2 separate regions of the Homo sapiens genome follow, and region 2 is linked to region 1. Evidence: read pairs that join two places in POLR2A ChIA-PET (ENCODE). Cell type or tissue: Panc1. All regions are shown on one strand. Links, peaks and the distances in the headings refer to the core of each region. The heading gives the core; the rest is flanking DNA.

Region 1 (4,393 bases), core at 242-4,241:
AAAGGCTGTTAATTTTTTTAAAGGCAGCTGTATGGGAATGAAGAGGACTCAACTGAGAGCCTGCATCAAGCTCTTAACTCTGACAAGGCCATGTGAAATATAAGTGACACTGTCCTTATTTAGTGACCCCTGAATCACCACATAGCTCATGGTATGGCTTATTTTGCTCTAATCTTACAGTAAAACAATTCCATATTTGAATAAATGTACTTAATTTGGTTTTATCTTTTCCAGATTCCAGAACACTTGCATCAAGATTTGACATTTATATTTGTTTCCCTGCTTGATGAAGGACTTCATTTACTTAATGTTTTCATCTTGTTGTCGGACAGATAATACACAAACAGGAGGAGATTTTGCAAAATAATTCCATCATTTTTCATCTGCCAGAAGAGTATAGAACTTGTCCCCAAACTCAGATGGAATTTCCCCTGCCAAATAGCTTGTTAAAACTATACCTTATCACTGAACTTTTCGTTTGGAATCATAAGCCAGACTAAATAGAAATTTAGCAAAATTTCTAAAACTTTCACAATGTCAATTCTGTATTCAACTCACAAATGCACACACAAAAGACCTAGCATAACCCTAAATTGCAGAAAACAAACAAACATCCTTCTATGACACTGACAATGTTCTTCTAGTGTGTATCTCACAGTGGTTTTATTTCTGCTAAAGCACGGTTATGTTTAAATTCCCTGTTTTACTTTTCTGCTCCTGAACTTAGATTATGCCGAGCAATTTGCCTCTCTCATTCCCTTCTGATCTATTGGGGTTTACAGTGCCTGTGAGACCACTCTATAGCAGAGGGAGCATCATAGAAGTTTGACAATAAGATCCCCCTCATATCTCAAAGCTGGTGAAGAGATGAAACCCTTCAGTGAGATGCTAAAAATGAGTCTGCAGCTGCCTGGGCTCCCTGGGTAGCCTTACTGAAGCAATCCCACTCAACCGTGACATCTGAACACCGACGTGCCTTTGCACAGGGTCTTTCATCTAATGAACAAAGCTACAGCAAGAGCCTGTCTGCACCCACTTGCCCACTATCAATGGATGGCATTAGTGGTCACACTGTCTTCAAGACCTCCATTGGGCTGCTCCCTGGCTGGATAAACTCATGCTCAAGTTTGGGGGGGTGGCTATAATAGTTTTAACTTCATTATGTCTGATAAGCACCAAGCCAATCAGAATGTAAACAAATGCTGAGACTATGAATGAGAAGGTGCTGTGGTCTGAATATTTGTGCCCCATTTCCCCCCAAATTCCTATGTTGAAATCCTACCCCTCATTGTGATGGTATTACGAGCTAGGACCTTTGGGAGGTAATCAGGTCATGAGGGTAGAGACCCCATGAATCAGATTAGTGCCCTTATAAAAGAGATCTTTGAGAGCACTTGCCCCTCTTTCAGCCACAAGAGGATACAATGAGAATAAGTCAGTCTGCAACCCGCAAGAGTACCTCAGCAGAATGCAACCATGCTGGCATCCTGACCTTGGACTTTCAGCCTCCAGAACTATGAGAAGTCAATACCTATTGTTTATAAGCCACCCAGCCTATGGTATTTTAATACAGCAGCAGGTGAAGACAGAGGGAGGTATGGTCATGCAAATAATAATAAAGATGATCTTTTTAATTGAAAAAGGATGACAAGAGAGTACATTTATATGTGTATATGTGCATGTGTGCACAGTCTTTGTATATGTGGATGTGTATATGTGGCCTTAGGAACAGTCTTTAGAACCCAACCTGTCAGGAAGGATACAGGTGTCTGTGTCTACGAATTCACTTCTGTTGATGTCTTAGGCAATTTTCTGTTGCTTATAACAGAATACCTGAACCTGGGTACTTTATAAAGAAAAGGAATTTATTTCTTACAGTTATGGAGGCTAAGAAGTCCAAGGTCAAGGGGCCACATCTGGTGAGGGCCTTCGTGTTGGCGAGGACTCTCTGCAGAGCCCGAGGTGGCACAGGGCATCCCATGGTGAAGGGGTTCATTGTGCTAGCTCAGGTCTCCCTCACTCTCTTATAAAGCCAGCAGTCCCACTCCCGTGATAACTCATTCATTCATTAATCCATTAGTGGATTCATCCATTCATGAGGACAGAGCCCCCATGACCCAATCACCTCTCAAAGGCCCTGCCACTCAATATTGCCACATTGGGGATTAAGTTTCAGCATGAGTTTTGGAGGGGGCAGATATTCAAACCATAGCAGTCGGCTTTGGGAACTGCAAGGATTTGGATTCAAATATGGGAGAATCAGGAGACCCTCCTGAGATGCTCGTTGGGAACAGAGGGTGTTGGAAATAGGGGCAAAGCAAAGTGAAACACCAAGAAGAAACATCTGTGCAGTGAGTGCTTGGTGCAGGCACAGCAGGGACATGGGCTCGGAGCTGCCCTCTGACGGCCAGGGTGAGTGTGGCCTTGAGCCCCACACAAGAGGGCAGAGCTGAGGGAGCTTTATTCAGTTAACAACTAACAACTAGTCCTTAAAAAGTACTTAGCAAGTGCTGGGCTCCAGCATCCTGGGAGGGTTTTTCGTGTAGGCTGTATAAGGGAGGAACAGTGATTGTCATTCCACTTTAAACATTGGACAATGGAGGCACAAAGAGAGTAAGTAACTTGCTCAAACTGTACAGTGGGTAAACACAGGAGCTGCCATCGCAACCCAGGCTGTCTGGCCCGAGTCTTCATTCTCAGTTATCACACTGTGAATCCAGCCACTTGTCAAGAGTGAGTACAATGTAATTCTTACCATATCTATTGTGCTAATTTTATTATTTTGTTTTAGCAATTATAAAATAGTTATGAGAGGTGGTAGGAAGAAGAATGCTTACTCCCCCCACCGCCCCCCGCCCCCCGCCAAAAAAAAATGTCCATGTGCTAATCCCTGGATCCTATGGTATATTAGGTTATAAGCAAGGGGAACTAAGGTTGCTGATGGAATTACGGTTGCTAATCAGCTGAATTTAAGATAGAGAAATTATCCTAGATTATTTGTGTAGACCCAATGTAATCACAAGGGTCCTTAAATGTGGAAGAGGGAGGCTGGAGAGGAGATCAGAGATATTCTTTATGCAAACTTGACCTGCTGTTGCTGGCTTTGAAGATGGAGGAAGGGGCCATACACAAAGAAATGTGAGAAGCCTGGAGAAGTAGAGAAAGCGAGGAAACGAATTCTCCTCTACAGCCTCCAGAAGGGAAGGCAGCCCTGCCAATGCCCTGATTTTAACCCGGTAAGACCTGTATCAGGCTTCTAACCTACACAAGTATGAGATAACTTTGCGTTGTTTCAAGCCACTGTGTTTGTGACAATTTGTTATAGCAGCAATAAAAAACTAATATATAAGGAATATATATTAGTTGAGACAGTGAGTACTCAACAAATACTTTTGAATACTCACTGTCTATCAGGCATTCATGTGTCTCCTCATTCTATCCTTACGACAATCCTAGAAGAGCACCATTATTCACCCCATTTTAGAGGTGAAGAAACTGAGTTATAGAGAGGTTATTGCTGACTGTGGGTTTGTGGAGCATACCTGCTTCCAATGAGGGTTTGCAGTTAGAGAGAGGGGAGGAGAAGGGGGGCTTACAGACCATGTCAGAGGCTCTGACTCTTCTAGGCTGAGTTAGGAGACTCATGAAAGAGAAGAAGCTGGGTCACGCAGAGCATGGCTGGGTGCCTCGAGCCGTCCTGGCTCCTGGTCCCAAGGCATCTCTCCTGGACCGTTTCTTCCTTTGCCTGATTCTCTCCCAGGCCCATGAGCTCACAGCTGATCCTCCTCCAAAGCAATGCTGACTCTCTACTGCCTGGCTCAGCAGCTGTTCTCTGCATTGAATCCAGCAGTGTGAAAATGTAAAATCAGGATGCTGGGGTTCTAGTCCCCACTCTGCCACTCGAGCGCAATCTGCATGCATTTTCCTGGGCCTCCATCGTTACTCCTGGTCAAGGGCGTGTCTGTGCAGGCAGCTGAAGTGCACGAAGCCCGATGCCTGCAAACCTCCAGACAGCTTTGCTTTGGCCCTTGCAGTGACTCACGGTAATTAAATCGTATTCTTTTCTCCTAATGAAGGTACAACAGTGATTAAACTGCTAAAAAATTATTTTTTTAAAAAAAAGAGAGTTGGAAATTGCCTTACTTTGCCCCCATTTTTTTCCAATGAAATTTTGAAAACAGTAAAATCATAAGAGACAAATAAAAACTTTGGAACCAAAATTCCCATTACAGTCTCCCAGAGGCTACTTCTTTGTGAATTTCAGACTACTCCGGAGAATTATTTATTCCCCAAAACCAGTTTTTTAAAAAAGGCAAATTCATCTTCAGGTGAGAAAGAGGGGCCATTATAAATACAAATAATGCACTTTGCCCTTAGCTTTTTTTAATAGACA
Region 2 (4,393 bases), core at 258-4,257, 1.6 Mb after region 1:
CTAAAATAATTGAAGATGTAATCAAGAAACAAAAGTACAATGTTTGAATAGAGACCAACTAAAGATGGCTGGGACTGGTTCAGTCTACATGTAACTGAAAGGTAAATCAGTAGGAAAAGGAAGCAATCTCTTGGTTCAAGATGAAATAGAAGTCATAAGAATTCTATAAATTTAAATCAAGTTCACTGAAGAGAGCTAGGAGTCAGCTACTGTTTGCTACAGATAATATTCAGTAAGGAGCTAACTGCTAATGCACTGGCCTGGGGAAGTGTTTAATGTCAAATAGAAACCAACACTAGTAAAACACTTCCAGGAGGTAAGAATTTTTTTTTTTTTTTTTTTTTTTTTTTTTGAGACAGAGTCTTGCTCTGTCCCCAAGGCTGGAATGCAGCAGCGTGATCTTGGCTCACTGCAACCTCCACTTCCCAGGTTCAAGCAATTCTCCTGCCTCAGCCTCGCTAGTAGCTGGGATTACAGGCACACACCACCATGCCCAGCTGATTTTTGTAGTTTTAATAGAGATGGGGTTTCACCATGTTGGCCAGGGTGGTCTCAAACTCCTGACCTCAGGTGATCGGCCCACCTTGGCCTCTCAAAGAGCTGGGATTACAGGCATGAGCCACTGTGCCTAGCTGCTCCTTCTTTTTTTGTAACGGACCTGGGAGATCTTTACAAATGAGGGAAAGACTCATTTCTTTGAATAGGGCAGAATATTAAAGACTAGCCAGCCCTCAGGCTTATGGCGGTTGCTGCTATTCTGTTGAACGTGAACCATAGCCTTTAGAAAGGAGCAAGTCTTTGTGGGATACACAGGACTTGAAGTGCATCAAAGGGGTGGAAACCCAGCTGACCATGATACCCTCAAGTGAGTTTTTCCACTGAATTTGATTATTTTCTCACTTGGTACTTCTTTCTGGGCTTTTTAAGCAGCCCCAAAGCTCTAGGTGATTTTACTTTTGTAATTGTATTCTCTTGGGAATGCTCATTCCTGATTGTTTCAGTAAACAGCCTTGAACTCCTGGCCTCAAGTGATCCTCCCACCTCACCTTCCTGAGTAGCTGGGACTTCAGGCTGCAGAAACTTTTAAGAGAAAATAGAGGGAACAGAGCCAAGCTCATTTTTTGAGATTAAGATAAACTTGATATCGAAACTAGACTTGTCACAGAGAGTGCAAGAGGGGGGAGTTATCTCCCAAATCCAAGTTCTGCCTCTGGATTATTAGACATGGCCTCACTGTCCTTGATCTGCAAGGAATTTATACTGATTATAGCATTAGTAAAACTTATGTTCTATTCATCATGAAAAGTCATTTTTTAAAGATTCCAGAATTATTAGAGGCAGCAACAAATTGAAAGGTTGTACACCTACACCTGCTGTTTGAAAAACACAACTTACCAAAGCCAAACAGAAGAAGTATGTAAACTCCTATGTCTAGTAATAGGTAGAATCTGTAATTTAAAACTTTCCCACAAAAACAATTCCCAGTTCCTGATGGCTTCACTGGTGAATTCTTCAATGAAAGGGAAAAGTAACACCAACACTACAGAATTTCTTTTTTAATTTTAGGGACAGATTTTTTTTTTTTAATCTTAGTGACAGAGTCTCACTATGTTGCCCAGGCTGGAGTGCAGTGGCTATTCACAGTCACGTTCCAGTGATCCTCCCACCTCAGCCTCCAGAGTAGCTGGGACTACAGGCTACAGAAACGTTTTTTTTGTTTTTTTTTTTTTTTTTTTTGGGACAGAGTCTCGCTCTGTCACCTGGGCTGGAGTGCAGTGGCGCAGTTTCAGCTCACTGCAAGGTCCGCCTCCCGGGTTCACACCATTCTCCTGTCTCAGCCTCCCTGGTAGCTGGGACTACAGGCGCCCACCACCACACCCGGCTAATTTTTTTTTGTTGTATTTTTAGCAGAGACGGGGTTTCACCCTGTTAGCCAGGACGGTCTCGATCTCCTGACCTCGTGATCCGCCCGCCTCGGCCTCCCAAAGGGCTGGGATTACAGGCGTGAGCCACCGCGCCCGGCCAGAAACTTTTAAGAGAACAAAAATAAAGGGAACAGAGCCATGCTCATTTTTTGAGATTACAATAAACTTGATACCAAAAGTAGTCTAAAAAATTACAAAAAGTAAAACTACAGGCTCATCAGTCACATGAACACAAGCCCAAAAGTCATTTTTAAAAACAGCACACTAAGCGGGGTGCAGTGGTTCATGCCTGTAATCCCAGCACTTTGGGAGGCCGAGATGGGAGAAGTGCTTGAGCTCAGGAGTTCCCTTTATTTTTGTTCTCTTAAAAGTTTCTGCAGCCTGTAGTCCCAGCTACTCAAGAGGCTGAGGTGGGAGGATCACTGGAACTTGACTGTGAATAGCCACTGCACTCCAGCCTGTGCAACATAGTGAGACCCTGTCCCTAAGATTAAAAAAAAAAAAAATCTGTAATGTTGGTGTTATTTTTTCCCTTTCATTGAAGAATTCACCAGTGATGCCATCAGGAACTTGGGATTGTTTTTGTGAGGAAGTTTTAAATTATGGATTCTATTTATTTCATAAATATAGGGGTATACATACTTCTTATGTTTGGTTTGGTAAGTCGTGTTTTTCAAACAGTAGGTATACAACCTTTTAATTTGTTTCTGCTTATAATAATTGTGGAATCTTTTTTTAAAAAAATGATTGACTTTTCATGAGTAGAAGATAGGTTTTACTAATACTACGCTCAGTGTTAATTCCTTGCAGTTCAAGGACACTGAGGCCCTGTCTAACAATACAGAAGAAAAACTAGGATAGTGGCAAGACTAGCCTGGGGAACAAAGAGAGACTCCAGTTCAAAAAAATAAAAAATTAGCCAGGTGTGGTCACAGCTGTGGGATCACATTCTGTGGTCCCAGCTACGCGGGAGGCTGAGGCAGGAGAATAGCTTAAACCCAGGAGGTGGAGGTTGCAGTGAGCCTAGCTTGTGCCACTGCACTCCAGCCTGGGCGACAAGAGTGAAACTCTGTCTCAAAAAAACAAAACAAAACAAACAAACAAACAAAATATATATTTATATATAGAGAGAGAGAGGCTGCCTAGAGAGGAGTAATACACTAAACTAGCAATGCTAGTTTCAATTTAGGGTGAATTACTTCAGTAGAGAACCAAAGTACGTGCACTAGCCTGAATATGTTTATTTAAATTAAAAAAATTAAAACTTAAAAAAAAATTAGAGATGGGGTCTCGACATGTTGCCCGGGCTGAATCCAAACTCCTAGGCTCAAGCAGTCCCCCCGCCTCAGCTTCCCAAGTAGCTGAATAAGCTGATTAAGTTGTTTTGTTTCTCTCAGGGAGTGCACAACAGGTGGAGGGAGGAGGCAGGGGTGTGGGGATGAGAGCACCTTCCCAAGAAAAGGCCTGGAAGAGTTTCTAACAACCAGGAAAGGTCTGGGGCACAGCAAAAGGAACTGGCCTTTGCCTCTAGGAGAAAGGAATGCCTCCTCCCTTCTTCCAGCCTCCCTTAAGAAAAATACCCAAGAACGCCCCCAGCCCTGTGAGCACAGAGCACTGGTGTGAGTTGTTTACTTGTTAATGAGTTTGCACCACTGTCTGCATGTAATGAGTCATTCAGGTCATTCTGGGATGATGCTGGTATGCACAAACCCCTCCTTTAATCTGGTTGGCTAGTTCAGAATAGACAAGTTTTAACACTGCTTCCTTCTCCCATCAAGAAGTAAAGCCCAGGTTCTGAGGAACAGACTCCATCTGGAGACCATGTTTGGTGAACCTGAGCTTGGGGAAAGACACGGCTTCAAGCCTCAAGTCGTTTTGCCCCTTCCTGTGGCTGACAGCATCAGAGGTCAGGATCACAATGAATTTTACCATTTTGATGGGGATTTTAAAACATGACTGTTTAAAAGACACTGCTTTGAAAATTTTTTTTAATCTTGATTTATTAAGCATTTATTTCTTGATAAGATTTGAATTATAACCTAATTGATAGACTTAATATTCTTCGGGGCTAAGACTACATGAGAAAAAAATGTTATACAGATTTTTTAAATGATTCCTGGGCTTAAGGAAAAAATTACTTTTAAATCCTTACCAGTCTCCCAGATAATTAATGAGCAGGTGCTGGCTGGGAGTGTAAAGATTTTTAGGTCTTATGACCTCGTGGCCGCTTGGTCCAAAAAATAAGTTTACTTGCCTCCTTCCTTATTCTTACCGGATAGAATGAGACTCGTTTAAAACATCTCGTTTAGGTTAGAAAAGAAAATGGGACACCATATTTGTAATCGACCTAACATTTATAAGTACCTGATTTAAATGAACTTTACCCAAAGCACAATCCACAAGAGGCACTTCAAATTTCACTGGAGCACAGCCCTTTGTGTTGTAGAATAATGTAGAATAAAATGGCT

What was found. ChIA-PET counts read pairs that join two places held together with the same protein. Peaks named below come from ENCODE experiments on the same cell type or tissue, not always from the same donor. Only the 100,000 strongest peaks of a DNase experiment are listed, where the experiment ranks them.
Region 2: POLR2A ChIA-PET joins it to region 1 with 6 read pairs; 1 of 35 experiments calls an interaction of 5 or more read pairs at or near these places.

The regions. Positions count from the first base shown.
Region 1 is chr10:127,491,065-127,495,457 of GRCh38, reverse strand. No RefSeq gene overlaps it. Among named protein-coding and RNA genes, the nearest start is that of NPS, 56 kb to the left of the region's middle. In Panc1, for the core only: CTCF peaks have their summits at 2,188 and 2,403; a DNase peak (open chromatin) is centred at 2,432; H3K27me3 peaks cover 1,530 bases.
Region 2 is chr10:125,902,475-125,906,867 of GRCh38, reverse strand. All of the region lies in intron 1 of FANK1 (fibronectin type III and ankyrin repeat domains 1), which reads right to left. Among named protein-coding and RNA genes, the nearest start is that of FANK1, 8.1 kb to the right of the region's middle. In Panc1, for the core only: no CTCF peak of the experiment used is centred there; no DNase peak of the experiment used is centred there; H3K27ac peaks cover 1,779 bases.